Regions from separate parts of the Homo sapiens genome. Here region 1 is linked to region 2. Evidence: chromatin loops called from intact Hi-C (ENCODE). Cell type or tissue: endothelial cell of umbilical vein. All regions are shown on one strand. Each heading gives the region's core, and the rest is flanking DNA. Links, peaks and the distances in the headings are about the cores only.

The links. Peaks named below come from ENCODE experiments on the same cell type or tissue, not always from the same donor. Only the 100,000 strongest peaks of a DNase experiment are listed, where the experiment ranks them.
Region 1: a loop joins it to region 2, with 1.9 times the contacts of the local background. A loop is called at or near these places in 8 of 110 quality-filtered maps.

What each region holds. Positions count from the first base shown.
Region 1 is chr5:158,998,127-159,006,271 of GRCh38, forward strand. All of the region lies in intron 6 of EBF1 (EBF transcription factor 1), which reads right to left. Among named protein-coding and RNA genes, the nearest start is that of EBF1, 98 kb to the right of the region's middle. In endothelial cell of umbilical vein, for the core only: no CTCF peak of the experiment used is centred there; a DNase peak (open chromatin) is centred at 4,305; H3K27me3 peaks cover 344 bases.
Region 2 is chr5:159,057,027-159,065,171 of GRCh38, forward strand. All of the region lies in intron 6 of EBF1 (EBF transcription factor 1), which reads right to left. Among named protein-coding and RNA genes, the nearest start is that of EBF1, 39 kb to the right of the region's middle. RefSeq lists an enhancer at 2,086-3,464. In endothelial cell of umbilical vein, for the core only: no CTCF peak of the experiment used is centred there; a DNase peak (open chromatin) is centred at 4,605.

The DNA.
Region 1 (8,145 bases), core at 2,045-7,044, 59 kb before region 2:
CATCGCTTTCACTATACTCTATCTTATTAAATTTTAATGAAGTCCTCCACCCCCAAATTATGAGCTTCTTCTGGCCAGTCTTTTCTGTATTTGTTTTCCAGAGCCAAACACCCCATGTGTGATTGCAGAATGAACTAAACCCAATCTGTCTTGCTTTCTGCTCAGATGCAACCTCCTCGACAAGGCTTTCCTCCACCCTTCTCTAAAACTGCCCCTACTCCGCAAGCTCTAGCCCCTAACCCTGCCTTATTTTCCTTTACGACACTAACTACCTGAGATTATAGCATATATTTATTTCTCTTCCACATCGAGGATGAGAGTTCCACAAGGCCAGGGACTTTGTTCCCACTATTGACTGCCTGAATCCACAGAATCTGGAATAGACAGGTATTCGATACATAACGTTGAATAAGCAAATGAATGCACTAAGTGTCTGAACTACTTCAGCTTCCGAAAACTTCAATCATTTGTCTATCATTTTACCAACCCACCTACCGCCCTTATTGTCATTTACTTAATAACTTTTCTTTAAATTGACTAGCTATTTTCAGCAAAATTATTCTAAAAGGAAACTATATGTAGAAAACCATTCAACTGAAGGGAAGCACAAAAGTAGGCATATAATTATTAAATTCAAAATGCCTGTGTATCTCCTGAAATCATCTCACAGGCCAGCACCGGTGCTTTTACTGGTAGCTTACCACACTTTGGGAAGTGCTATTGACTTGATCAAACAGATCTTTGATTCCCCAACTGTGCCGGATCGCGATGTATATTATGTATGCTTTTCACCTAGTACTGAAAAATACCCACAACCTGAAGAGTTTAGTGCCTACACCCAAAGCATTTCTCTGTCATGGAAGCTTCAAAGGTTCAGTCCGAATACCACACTTCTCAAATTGCAGTGAATGAACCTCAAGCACACACAAGAGTTTTTGTGTTTCATTTTCTCTTTGAAAGAAAAAAAAAAATCTGACAGAAAAAGAAACAGAATGAAAGCCATATTGATGGCTCTTACCCAGAGACTCCACTCTGGGATGAAGCTATGCTGCAGCCTGAAACACTGGCAATTCCTAAGAGTGTATAATGCCCCAAAAACAGAAAATGTGACCAATAGTTGTTCCAAGCAACGGAGACATAACTTCAAAAGCATTAGTACTTATAATTAGTTTCCATAAAAATCCCAAATTTTCTTCACTTCAACCAAGACAGGTTTCTTCTTTAAGACAAACTACTTTCGAATAAGTTGTTAAGTCTTTTAGAGAACTCCTTACATCCAGTTAAAGGATCTGTCTTCAAATCTTTTTCTCTCTCTTGGCTAAGCGGGAACATGAGATGTTTTCAGTTAGAGAACAGAAAGCTTTCCAAGCATTTGTGAGAAATTGGTGGGTTTTGCCTCTTAAAATGCTGTAACTATACACAAATATTTTAAATCTATTCCAAGTGGCAAGTTTTCAGGATTATAAACAGAGAACTGATCAGTGTGTTCCAATGTTGACATGGTAAAAATGAAAACTAAGTTCAGCAGTTGCTGATGGTCTCAAAATTATGCTATCCACTGATCCGTAGTGTATTTTTTTCTTTCTTCTTTGAAATGAAGCACAAAGATTCAATAAGAAATAAAAACCTACTGACATTTTAACGAAGCCTCTATCCACCATTACAGACAGACATACATATAGAAAAATAAGCATTAAAACTTTATTGTAAGAATAATGGTATCCAACTCTTTTCCTACTGTTCACTTTTTCTGCTGTTTTGCTACAGAAAGCTGTTGATACATCCATCACTGGCATTTTTGAGAGACAGTATTGTGTGGAGCAGCAGTTCTCAAATGTGCTCCTGCAGAAATCTGAATGTCTCTGAGTCTCTTTTATGGGCCATGGGGTGAAAACTATTTTCCTTATAATACTACTGACCTGACATTTGTGCTGAAGGTGCAAAAGCAATGATAGATGAAGCAATTCATGCCTTGTGAAAATCATGGCAATCATGCCAAACCGTACTCACTAATCATTGTATTCTTCTCCATCACACACTTGCAGTACAGACACACACACACACAAACACAAAGCATCAAAGCCACTTCATTTAAGAATGTTGTTGAAGTAATAAAACTACTAATTTTATTAAACTTTTTTAAATATTAAATTTTATTAAATCTTGACCCTCCTTACATCTTCGTAGTATTCTTTGAGATAAAATGATAAAATGAGTAATACAGATAAAGCTTTTCACTGCATACCAAAAAGTACAATGGTCATGTCCAGATAAAGCATTTGTGCAACTGTCTGAGTTGCAAGCTGAAGTAGTTATTTTCTGTTTTGTTTTGATTTTTCCATAGAACAGCATTTTTACTTGAAAATACAACTGACAAACTATGGCTTTTCAAACTTGTGTATTGCAAACATTTTCTCAAAAAGTAAGACTGTCACTTCAAAGAAAACTATTGACAGCAGGTGTTGCCAATAATAAAATTCACCTTTCAAGTAAAAATTAGAATTTTGGAAAACCTGGGTCCACAACTATGAGATTGGCAGCTCTCCAATACCTTTTCTGATGAGATCAATGGTGATATTAATGAACATAAATCGTTGATATTGTCTAACAAAGTATGTCACATAACTCAATGAACATAACTCAGTGAACCAATATTTTTCAAATGACCAATGAGTGATGTTACAAAATGATGATGGGTAAAAGACCTATTCATAGTGAAAGATATACCAATGTATTTTAATGTAAGGAGTTAAAAAATTCATTGATATTGTTTCAGGTATCACACAACTAACTTTTGAGAAACTTGTTAAGTTTTGGTGTGGTATCAAAGAAGAATAGTCACAGCTATCTGAAAAATAACAATTAAAATACTCCTCTTTTTTTCCAACTATATATATTTATGAAGCTGGGTTTCCTTCATATACTTTAATCAAAATGACATCCAGGAACAGAATGTAGAAGCAAATATGAGAATACTGTATTCTATTAAAAGTCAGACAATGTAAAAATGTAAAACCATGCCATTCTTCTAACTAAATGTTTTTGTTTCAGAACATGGAGTTATTTTATCATTATAAACTGTGTTTATGTTAACATGTGATGGGGTTGCTATTGTTATTTTTAAATGAGTAAGAAAGAAATTTTTTTTAATTTCTCATTTTAATTTATAAGACAGTAAATATGGATAGACATAAGCCACATCCACAAAATTTCTTTAAATCTTCAACAATTTTTAAAAGTGTAAAGGAGTCTGAGGCCAAAAGATTTCAAAATCACTGGTCTAGCATTGAAGAGACTGGAATCTGTAGTTAAGAAAGATCCACAAATTATGACTCAACCATTCACTGACTGTGTGACCCCTGGTGCAAATCATTTCATCCCTCTGAGCCTCAGTTTGCTTATCTGTAAAAGAAACGATATTCCCCCACCTCACAAGGCTGTTATGAGTCCTTAACACATACTAACCCCCTCTAATAATTGCTAGCTTCTGATATTACCTTCATCTTGTCCTTTTTGGCCAACTTATTAAGTTGACACTAAAGTTGTTTAGATTTTTAAGGAGAGGATAAAGTGCCCTCCCCAAAACAGATGAAGGTTCCTCCTCTCAGGGGCTATAGGACCACATAGCTGTTAAGCCTGAGTCACAGTTCACCACAATATTGTTTGATACAGTGATTTCACCAGGGCTTAGTTAATCTCCTTACCAACCTGTTCCTCAGGAGAGTGGGAGCTAAACATGGGAGAAAATTCTATCATTTCCTGAGGCCACCAAAGTATTTTTCATTATCACCCGTGTGTGTGTGTTTGTGTGTGTGTGTGCCTGCGTGCACGCATGTGTGTATGTGTTTAAGCTATGGTGGGTGCTCAGAGTAGCATAAAACCAATTACTTCTAATTCAATTTTGTAATGGTTGCAGGGTTCCAATACAGTTGTTGTACATAATCTCTGAAACTTTTTGCCATGATCTTAGGGAAAGACAACAGCCCAGTAGAATAAGGTGAGAAATAAAAGAAACCACCCTCCCCCAAGCCTTTTTTTTTTTTTTTTCATTTTCCATTTACTCTTCAAGTCCTGTGGGATAGGTACACAAAGTACAAAAATAATCATTTCTCAATTTTCCCCTATTACTTTTTCCATAATTTGAAAACATAAAGCTCTTTCCACTGGCTGCCTTTCTAATTCTCCTTTCTATTCCTATTCCAGTGCAAAAGTATTTTGCCAATGAAAGTGCTATAAACAGCCATGCCCTCACTGAAAAAGGCAATATGCCGTTAGCCTGACATATACCTCGCTTTTCCGCTCATTGTCAACACAGTGATTGATGGTGTAGTTCATTAATGTGAGACGATTGTCAGCTTTTCCTGAATAAATATAAAAAGAAACAAAGAAATCTCCACCCTTTTCAAGCCAGAGTGAATTATTTCCTATTTTCCAGGCTTATGTTTAAAAATCCATAGGGCATTCATCTTACAGTAAATAATGAACATACCCTTTAATGGAAGAAATTTTAGTTTGAGTTCAAGGCTGACATAGTTTTTATATATATAGAAAAGGAGGAAGGAGTGCTATTCAAAGGATGAAGCCATATAGGCACCTAAAATTGTACTTGAAAGCAGTACTTCATCTTTAGTATACATAGTCATGTAAAATGTAAGAAATTATCACCTTTGGAAATCTGTAAAGTAAAAAGGATCTGTCATGTGCTAAACTAAAATGTAACAAGAATCATAAGGAAAGAAAGCAATAGAGTGGATGGAGAGCTAGAGGACTAATTTGCAGCTGTGTAGGAAAGTTGATTAAAATCGGTGCACATCAAAAGGAAGTTTTGTGAAAATAATCAAAACAGATTTTCCTTTCGATCACTCTTTACTCATGATGCAAGTTTGGGATGCTTCTACTGCCAGATACATTTATATATATAAGCTCAAGAAAGGTAAGATCTTGGTTCCATTTGCCCTTTTATCAAGGGTTATTGCTGCTGTGACTTTTCTCTGCACTGGCATCTTTATCTTTCTGTCTGTTTGAACTGCTTTAATTGGCTCTTTGCTAACTCTGTTAGTCACAAGATCAACAAACATCACTGGGTGTGTCTTGCTTTTAGCTTTGGTGTACAAAAAGCAACAGCCGAAACAAAAACATCCCCATACATATGGCACCCACAAGCTGATGAACATGCAGTGTCTCACTCTGGGCATTCTGTTCCTGTACAGATTTTCTTGGGTGGTAATGTGCTAATGACAATAATAATTTATTCTGAAGATGTGCTAAATTTCTTGAGTTGAATTGTGAAGTATTTTGAATACCACTAGAAGGCACAGGAAACACAACTGCAGGAAAAAAAAAAAAAAACTGGCATTCTGCCACCACTTGAAGATTTAATCTGATTGTAATAGAAGGTGATTATTGAGGACTAACCAGAAGACCTTGGATGATTTCCTCTTAAAATGACAGCTTGCCTGTGTATTGTGCATTCTTAGAGCACATATGCACGGATCTGTTTTCAGAATGTTCTAATTCTTAGCAATATAGGCAGAGGGACTCAAAGCGTGACAACAGCTTACATTCATTGAGGACTGAGCACATGCCCACAAGCCATGTGCTCAAACTTCATGAATCTCACCTGGCTCAATCCACACTTCAGCTCTAGTAGGTGTGATCTATCACTGCTCCCGTTCTAAAGATGAGGAAGATGGAGCTAAGATTACACAAGTGGCTCCTTTGAGATCATGGATGAGTAAGTGGTGTAGTCAGGGTTCTCACCCAGCCCTGCCTGACTGCAAAGCCAGAACTGTGAGACACTAAAATGTTGGGAGAATTTCTATCAAGGAAAATGGCAATCATCATTTGGCTTTAAAATGCTTCTCAGTGGGCTGGGCACAGTGCCTCACAGCTGAAATCCCAGCACATTGGGAGGCCAAGGTGGGCGGATCACTTGAAGTTGGAAGTTTGAGACCAGCCTGGGCAACATGGTGAAACCCCGTCTCTACTAAAAATACAAAAATTAGCCAGGCATGGTGGCAGGTGCCTGTAATCCCAGCTACTTAGGAGGCTGAGGCAGGAGAATCACTTGAACCCAAAGGCAGAGGTTGCAGTGATCCAAGATCACACCACTGCTCTCCCGCCTGGGTGACAAGAGCGAGACTCCATCTCCAAAAAAAAAAAAAAAAACTGCTTCTCAGTGATATCAAATTTGAGGTCTCATTTCCTCCTCACTCTGACTATATTAAGTCAGCAAAGCACATACTATTATGTTCCTTTTACAGATAAGAAAAACAAAGTCCAGGGAGGCTACAGGACTATCTTAAGGTTCAACAGCTCTGACTTACAGGACCTGGGACCAGAATTCGGGTCTTTCCAGAACACTATCATTTTGCTATAAAGTAGCAAACCAAAAAGACAGAGAGGTAGTAGGTAGGTAGGTAGGTAGGTAGGTAGGTAGGTAGATAATCAAAGTCTTTCAGAGTCACTGAGTAGAAAGGTAGTTATTGCTGCCATATTTCAATTTACAACTGCTTAGCTTGTTCTATAATGAATTCCATGTTTCCCTACTAGCTGCCAAGTAGGGAACTGTGCTCTGGAAGTCTCTGCATCCACTGAATGTCACATTATCTCAATAGCTTCAGGTGATAAGATCCTGGATTCTTCATGGTGAAGGAAGGCTAAGAGTCTTGATAAGCTTGAGGTGGAAGTGGCAATGCTGCTTGAAATTTACAGCCAGACTTACCATCATGGGAAACTCTTCCTGTAAGAAGCCAGCCAGCAATATATCTGCCCATACTTCTCAAACAGTCATAGCAACACTCCCAGCATGTCACGGAATAATAAAAACCAGTTGTGAGGAATGGAGAATTTTAGAGAGAGAAAAGTGCCCTTCAACAAACTCTAGGCTTTACACGTTACCATGACCCAAAGACTGCAATAGAAAAGTTCCCATGGCTTAACAGCAAATTTAGATGGACAAGCTTTCTGGAATCTGCCGGGGCTAGACCTTGACATTCATCCAGAACATCCCACAAGGGAGGAAACAACCCACAAGAGCAGTAAATTTCTTAATCAAATCTCAAAAGTGCCCCCAATTAATAACACTACTCACTTTTAGGATTTTAATACCAGAGAATGAAGCTCCACCTACTACTGCTTTGACTACAAGAACTCAACTCACAGTAGTTCACAAAGTATGTGGTCTTCCCCTAAATATTGTCAGTAAGGGAGAGTGTATGCACTTTTGCTTCTTAAAGATGTGTTGAGTTGTGGGCCAATGAGAATATAATGAACCAACACTGATAATGTACATAGAATGAATTTATTCTGTATTCCAAGGGACTCTTCCTATTTTCTCCCCAGCAAATTGAAAATGATATTTGTAACCTGATTTTAAAGCACTCTGAGTGTGCATTTCTCAGAGCTATTAACTGAGTTTGGATAGCGTTTTATATTTCTTTCCTGTACATTTATTATAGGACATCCAGGAGGGGGAAGAAATTAAAGATCATGAAATATCAGAGTTGTACATGCTTTTGTCTTTTCTGCATAAAAAAAACCAGAATATCAACTTTTGAAAGAAGACAAAAAATTATGATGATAGAATGCAGTGGTTCCTTAATCTTTTATGGCAGTGGACCCTTCTGAGAATTTGATAAAAGCCTCTCCCTAGGAAACTGCCTATGACTTAATAAAAAATGTTACAGCAATTTTAGAAGTTTCACTGCCCTACCCCTGAAATCTAGTCTTAAATTGCCTATAGGTTAAGCTATAGGTTAAGAATCCCTGAATTATAATATTCCCAACACCATAAAAAATCAGTTCACCTAATTGACTTTTCCTGTGTACTAACAGAATCATAGCTCATGTTTTGCTATGGCAAATTCAGTGGCTATTTAAATTTTACTGGAATCTAAACTTCCTGACCTCTCTCATCCTCTCTTCTTCCTTGGATGCATTACTCAGTTTATGGATAACGGTATAGAGGAGAATTCAATTAGAAACTCTGTCTAGAAGGCTGTTTTTGCATCTCTGCCACTTAAAACGCAGACCTTCAGAGAGGGGTTTCCCCATCAAGAGAAAACTGCATGTGTTCCCAGGACAATCAAACTGAAAGAGTTACACTTCCAAAAGATAACTGGGGCTGAAAAGGAAGGCCAGCTC
Region 2 (8,145 bases), core at 1,749-6,748:
GTAATATTTTATGATGGGATATTCTGTAGCTTCCTCCTCCCTGTGACTGTTATAATTTCTTTCTTTTCTTTTCTTTTCTTTTTTTTTTTTTTTTTTTTGAGATGGAGTCTCACTCTGTCACCCAGGCTGAAGTGCAATGGCACCATCTTGGCTCACTGCAACCTCCGCCTCCTGGGTTCAAGTGATTCTCCTGCCTCAGCCTCCTGAGTAGCTGAGATTACAGGCATGTGCCATCATACCAAGCTCATTTTTGTATTTTTAGTAGAGACGAGGTTTTGCCATTTTGGCCAGGCTGGTCTCGAACTCCTAATCTCAGGTGATCCACCTGCCTCAGCCTCCAAAAGTGCTGGGATTACTAAGCATGAGCCACCGCGCCTGACGGACTGTTATAATTTCTGAGAAACAATTTAACTTGTGCTCCGTGCACAATGCTAGGCCTTGTTAGAGATACAGGACTTAGGGGCTTCCTTGGACCCAAACCCAGAAAAGACACGTTGTACCCTTCCCTAAGGCTGATTGCACACAAGGTGAAATGGAGAGCAGAGCAGGACCCAGATGGCCCAGAGTAGTAGTAGAAAAGCCACTGGAACCAGAGCCAGGGACTTGGCTTATGGTCCTGGCTCTGAGACTAATTAGGTCTTTGGGCAACATTGCTGTGCTTCTCTTGGCCTCAGCTTTCTCATCTTTAAAATGAAGGGGCTGAACTGTAATCTCTGAGAGTCCACTCAGCTTAAATGGAATCGTGGTCTCTTCCTACAGGAATCTAGATTTTTTGGAAAACCTGCCTTTGGGATCTAGCTAGGCTATGTATTAGCGTTCTTAAGCTATTCATTCTCCATATTTGTGAAATGATACAAAAAAATCCTGCTTACCTCACTGTGTTGTCATGAAAACTAAAAAGAGCTGAACCCATGTGAGATCTTTATGTCATTCCCTCGAAGAGGTATGTGAATGATAGAATTAAAGTGCTAGCCTTCCCTAAGTTTTGTATGTCTTGGTATACATTGAAGGTTCTTAGCTAAAGGGATGAGATTCTGACAGTGGAATTCCAAGCATCAGCCAGAATTGGGTGGGAAAACCTTTCCTGCATTCTCATGAGCTCTGCAGATAGTCTTTATTGTTTTTAAACCCAGCCGTTTAATCAGACCTCAAGGAGGCTTTTCTATTGGAGCTTACAGACTTGTCCAAACTAAAAAGAATATCTAAACCTGGAGGAGGGGGATGTAGGAGGGAGAATGAGTAAGAAAATGTTTTGTTAATGAATAAAGATCCTGTATTTCATTCCTGAAAGCTCTCACTTTGCTTTAGGACCATCAGCAGAAGCACAGAGCTAGCTTAATAAGCTGTAGGACGTGAAAAAGTCACTGGTAGGTCCAGGGAAGTTCTCAGCTGAAGGGGACCCTGGGGAATTGTCCAGTCCACCCCCAGCCCTACCTTGCAACCAGACAAATGAAGCTGTCTGCTAGAAAATCTGGAGATACCCTTTCACATTTCCACAATGACAAAGTTGTGTGTGGGAGTCCCCAGGAATCATTTATAACTGAAAGAAAAGGAAAAGCCACCTTCAAACTCCAGTTCCAATAGACCTGAGATCTTTCCGGAAACCCAAAGGAACTGCCTCATTTGGTTTTCCCAGAGAATATGAACAACAGATCAAACTAATCCAACCTAGTGGAAGAAGGATCTGTAGAGTTTGGGCTAATTTCTTAGTAATATTCAGCTGCAGCCACTTCCCTTCTGTTTAATTTTCACGTATCTTAGTGCTTGAATTCGTAATTCATACCCTTGTTTTGAATTCCCACTACCAACAGATTCCATAAGGCCATTCATGTCAAACACCCTCCAAACAGTTCCAAGAAAAGGACTGAGCTAGAATTCTTTTCTGAACAGTCAGAGGGGCTATGGACCTGGTTTATATGAGTAGCATGTTCTCATAACCCCCAAATCCTTGACAGACATTCCAGGGACATGGCCACTTCTGCCATGTAGCCACCATTTCAATCAGGCCTCCTCAAACAACTTACTCCTAATTTCTACAATATGTAGGTGGCAACTGTAGCCCAACGGGTGTCCGTAGATACAAACCAAAGCTGGCTAAAACCATGTCTGGAAAGCTGACAAATTTCCAGGCAATCTACCCTGAGCAGCAGACAGAAATAAAAGAGCTGGTAAGAAGAGAAACAGACATATAATATAACAGAGTTTCCTGAAATTCATTATACCAAACTTCCAGGATAGATCAAGGAATTGGACCTAATTCTGCCCTGATTATTTTGGGTATGTCATTATCAATGTTGCAGAAACATTTTTAAGCCACTGTCTATCAACAATTTGATGAAAAAAAAAAAACTAACATTTCACGAGTAATGTTGAGTGCACAGTGATTTTGAAAGAATCACTATTAGTAAACTAAACAGCACTCTAAATAAAGAAAATGACTGCTGTTAAGACATACTGTCTGAGAATTCTCAGGAAGAACACCACAACGCTAACTCTGCTGTATATAAGAAATTATTCCAGTATGCATTTGAGTAATTCTGCATTTTAATTTAACCCTTTGAAACATTAATCAAACCATGGCTAATTATAGGAATTAAGGAATTAAACGATGGAATCTTCTAAAAGATATTATTTAAAAGGCAGTTTATACAATTACTTGTATAGATGTTTGCTTTAAAGAGGAAAACAGTTCTACTGTAATGAAAAGGGTCTTAGAAAATTAAATTAACAAGGGGGGACCAGGCTGATATGAAACTAAATTAGCATCAAATGCAAATTACAGGGTACTTAATGGTAGAAACAGGTGCAGAGAAGAACCCTAAATGAGATAAATGAATAAAACATCCCTCTCCACAAATGTGGAAGCTGACACAAAGTCAATGATATGAATAATTCAGCAGCCTCCACACTGCTGTTGAGGTCAGCCTGCCTTGACCTTTGAAACAGGAAGTAAAATTCAGTTCAAATTTGAGTGACTAGAAATATAACAGTCATTTGTTTTTTATATTAAAAAATCAACAGAATTTTTTAAAAATACAAATACAGAAAATATAAAATAGAATTACAGTTTGAACTAGAGACATTATACAATCAAAGTACTTAGTAAACAAACAAAATAATTTGATAAGATTTTACCCAAACCATACTTCAATATGGAAATCCTAAAAATAAAAATAATTAAAAACATATATACCAGTGCTCAGCTTAATGAAACTCCCTGTGAGAATAAATTTTTAAATCGTTATCCTTTCTTCAAAGTATTTTGTTGTGTTGCTATCAATGTAAAAAAAGCATGTCATAATTTTTAAAAGCCACATATTCTTATTAGTAATGCAAAATAATTTCTCATATTTGAAAGATAAAATTTGGTTAAACTAGATTTTTAAAAATCTATGTAAAGTTGCTATTTTTTAATTCTTCAATTCCTGATTGAATAAATACTGCATCCTCCAAAACTATTCACCTTAGAAAAATGCAACCTAGGTTCTAAAAACAAACTATTCTCATAACCGAATATCTATTGTGGTTTTACGTGTCTTTTATCCTTTTTTTTTCTTTTTGCATGCTTCAAAAGTATTTTGTACAGTCAAATAGTGAAAGTACTCTCCTCATTTCAAATTGAATTTAGTGCTGTTAGAGATTAACAGGGTATGACAACAAACCAATTTCTACAAGCTAGAAAGACAGCAAAATATATATGGTATATCACCCTCGTCCTTATTTTACAGGATGGCATAAAAGATGTTTGATAATAGCAGTTATCTCTGCCCTCCAATTGGTTCTATTAAGGGGACCCACAACTTGGCTATCTACCTTTCATCTATCTACTGTGCTTGTCAGATAAAAGATTATGTTGAAAGATGAGCTTAATTTTATTTTCTAGATTTAGAGAGGGTTAAAGCTACATACACACACACACACACACACACACACACACACACACACATACCCCTCAGCCATCTATGAGAGAGCAGTGGTAAACTAGGTCTATGATTGTAATCACTGTAGGAAGAAGTTTGAGAAATGTTCCTTCCAAACCGGAGTGTTTAGTTGAGGCAAAATTAAAGATGCAGGGTGTGCTGGGTATTTCTTAATTATTATTATTATTATTATCATATCTGCTAAATCACTCCTCGCTCGACATTTAATACAGGGTGATAGACAAAACACTGCTGATTTGGGGTTTGCCATAATGACTGACCTGAGCAAAGGCTTTGTGTACAAAGTGGCTCCCCATTAAATAAGGGCTCTGTGGAACCAGCTGGTTCTCATTTTGAAACAACCGGTTTCTGTATCCCCAAGTGCTAAAGAAAATAATCCCTGCCATCTATGACTGCACACTTTCACAGAGGCAGCAACGAGAATTTGATTGTGGAGATAATTAAAGTCATTCCTGGAACTTCCAAGAAAAAAAAAAAGGTGGAAAGAGGTGGGGTAGAAAGAAAGAATAGTCAATGATAGTGTTTAAAATTAAACTATGACAAATCATTTTGAGTGGAGAAGAGGGAGGAGGAGCCCCCGCCCTTTATGGAATTCAGTTGAAACAGCTCTGTTTTCTTCCCCACTCGGCTGCTCCAGAGGGAGGTCCGAGATGCGATTAGTCAGGGCGACGGCCCCCAGTGTCCGGCTCGGAAGCCGAAGAATCGAAACATGGCTCAAGAAGCTACTTGTCACTGATGACACATCACAATGAGATTGTTTTGTTTTTTTTTTTTTTACGTTTCAATCCTAAATAAAATAGCCGCGGAGGAATCTAACTGGACTCTTCAACAAACATTCTTTCCTAGTTGATCTGAAATGCTGAGGTTAGTTTAATATAATATTAAGAAAAAAAAGAGTGTATCAGACATTCAGAGACACTCATCTTTCAATCTTGAGGAGAGCTTATTCTTTTATTATTTTTTGAATGCTACATTGTTCTACAATAAGAATCCATGTTCAAATAGCCTGAATGACATTCAGCTGAACCTACGTTCCCTGCCTGCCTACATTATTTCATAAGCTTTTGGGAAAAAACTAAAATATGTGTAATCTGTCTGTCTGCGCTATCTGCCTTTAACAGGAAGAAGAGATGGGCTCAATGAGGACGACTCACGGCCTCTCAATTAACCTGATTAGTTCAGCACATTGCTCTCATGAATGACACCTTATCTTAAAATAAGGGAGAACTTCCTTCCTCGAGTAGACACAGGAGCCCCCTAAAGCCACAAAGATGCAGCCTATCAAATGTGAGGGCCTCTGCTTCTCCTCCCTCTTCCCAGCTCGCAGGTCAGAGAGACTAGCAGGCCAGGCGCCTGATTGGATTTTGTGTCCTAAGGACAGAAGGCAAGCTCCCGTCTGCCCAGGTGGCCTTGGAGAAGGCTGGGGAAAGGGATGCCCTGTGGGTAACTTCAAGCCCCTTCTTTCAGAGTCAACCAGGCACATGATGGGATTGGGGGTGGGGGACAGGAAGATTGGGGAGGGGGAGGGAGGGAAAGAGAATTCATTAACCCTTCAATCTCCAGAGTATCAGGTCAATGCTATACCTGCCTGAAAGAAAAACTGGTGAATTCTGAAGTCTTCTAATAGTATATAAAACAAAGGCGCTGCTTGCACAGGGGTCTTTCTAACACTGATTTCGCGTTTGACATAATAGAGGATGGCTGAATTTTTGCCCTGCAAAAATCAAGCCTTCTCCCAAACTCTCTGAAATCTGGTGGTTTGCAAAGGATGCCACATATATATGTTTTTACAAAATAAGAAATTCCCATTATCATGTGTAATACACATAGTTAATAGAATATATTCTTGAAAATATGCTTTGTGAGAATGTCAACAGCAGAGATTTTCACTTGTCTGCTCTGTGATTTACTTGATCAATTAAACAGTTAGGCAATGAGGAGATTTGCATGGTAATCGTGTGAAGATTAACATTTTTAAGTGTAACAAATTTAATATTTTATCTTACATTTTCTGTTCCTCATCATTCTTTAATGGCAGTGCCATTTCACTTTATTGTGTAGTTATAACAAGCTTGTCTTTAGACAGAGAGATGAGACCACCAGATTCAACAACTGCATTTCTAGTTCCTGTCATTCCTTCTTTTCACAAAAACAAGCCCTAAGCATCTAGTACACAGGAGGGAGGCACTGTGCTCAACGTAGTCACTGCCCTCTTAGGCTTACAACCTACCCTCCAAAGCGCTCATCTACCTGCCTGTGCTCAGCAATACCACAAACAGCTAAAATTAGAATTCCATAGTTGGAAAGGGTCTTAGAGATCTCTTCCTTCAGTCTTAACCAACATGTAGACTGCCTCAGAAGAGTGCAATAAAGCCGTGGAATTTGCCCAAGTTCGATACCTCTGGGTATGAGCTAAAAGGTGACTTTAACCCGGGGATATTTTTCTTCTGCATCATGATCCCAGTGTAAAATGGCATTCTTCTATTTTTAAAACATATATATCAATATATTCTTTGTTTATACTTGCTATTACTATTCCAACTATTTTTGGGGGACTGGGGGCAGAGATCAACCCTGAGACACTGAGAAAGCTGCATGAAGCCAGGAACTATGTTTGTCTTTTTCACTGTTATACCCCCAACCCTGAAAACAGTGCATGACATATAATAGAGGCTTAATAAATATTTGTGGAAACAAAACAATGAATGAGTCTTTATCTAAGGAGACTTAGCTACCATGATTAACTTCAGTAAGGTAATTGTGCTCAAAGGAAGTCCCATGGCAATGATCACATTAAGAATGAAAATCCACATGGAATATACGATGCTCAAATTGCAAGAGCTACCTGATTTTAAGCACCTGTTATGTGCCAAGCCCAGTGCTAGGTGTTTCAATCCTCACAACGCTTCAAAATAGAAGTGACTTTTCCCATTTTGAAGATGAGAAAACTGAGCCCCCTGAGGCTCAGCTACTAATAAGTAGCTGTGGAGGAACTGGATCCCTTAGCCAATGCACTCCAAAATCTATGCCTTTGCCATCATACTGTGCCTTCTCCCAGATTTCTGTATGGATTACTGATGTTTTTTTCAAGCAAATACACAATCAAATTAAATGAGGACATAAGAACTCAAACATTGCTCCAGCAATGAGTACAATAAACAGTGTCACATATGTATATATGCATATATGTGTGTGTATATATATGTGTTTATATATATGTGTGTGTATATATACATATAAAATCCTGAAAGTTAATTGTGACATCAACTAAGAAAGCTGGCTTGGTAAATAGGTTTAGAGTAATACATGAAAATGTGCTGTGGATAGCAAGAAAAATGAAATAAAAGAGACATTATGAAATACTGAAAACAGTGTTTTTAGCTGAGCAATTGAGAAAAGGGAAAAAAATCAGTCTGGGAGATAGGAGATGTGGAGTTTCTAATCACTTGCTTTGTCACCAATAAAGTGGATAGTTCCTTAGGCTGTGTGCCTCAGTTTACAGATCTGTCAAATGGAGTCAATTTGTGCAAAGAGAATTTTCTGAGATGGTATACCCCGACGTGCTCTAAAACGCTGGAAGTGCCATTTAGGTGTAAGCTACTATTAAACTCACAGTGATCAGGGGTTTTGCTTGCTTTGTTTTAAGGTGCTCATAGACCAGGATTCAGATGCTGGTCTTCACGAGCCAGATCAGGGCACTCCCATTTCTACAGCTACAGGAAGAACAACTCAGTGTTTAAAACCATATTCTGAGACATATCCCATATATCTAACATTAGAATCTGGCTTTAGGAAAACAACAAGACTGTGTAGAGAAACATGGGTTTTCAACTGTTGGTAACAGCTTCAAAGATAACCAGGTGAACCCTTAACCAACTTTCTTTTCTAAAGAACTTTTTAAAAAATGAAAAAGAGACTGCTCTCTTTTCATCTTTTTTTTTTTTTTTTTTTTTTTTTGGTCTCTGTAGAGTATGTGCGTGTGTGTATGTGCGTATGTGTGTGGTGTGTGTAGCTAAACCTGATGCAGGTCCATAGTTCTTCAAATTAACTTTCCATTCTGTGAGGGGGCTTCAGCCAATAGTGCACCCAAGAGTGTTAAAAGTGATATTTTCAGATATTACTAACAGATCAGAATACTTATGAACGAGAAGCACATTAAAAACAGGTGGGGAAAATCTCAGTAGTTTACCTCTGGAAAACAATA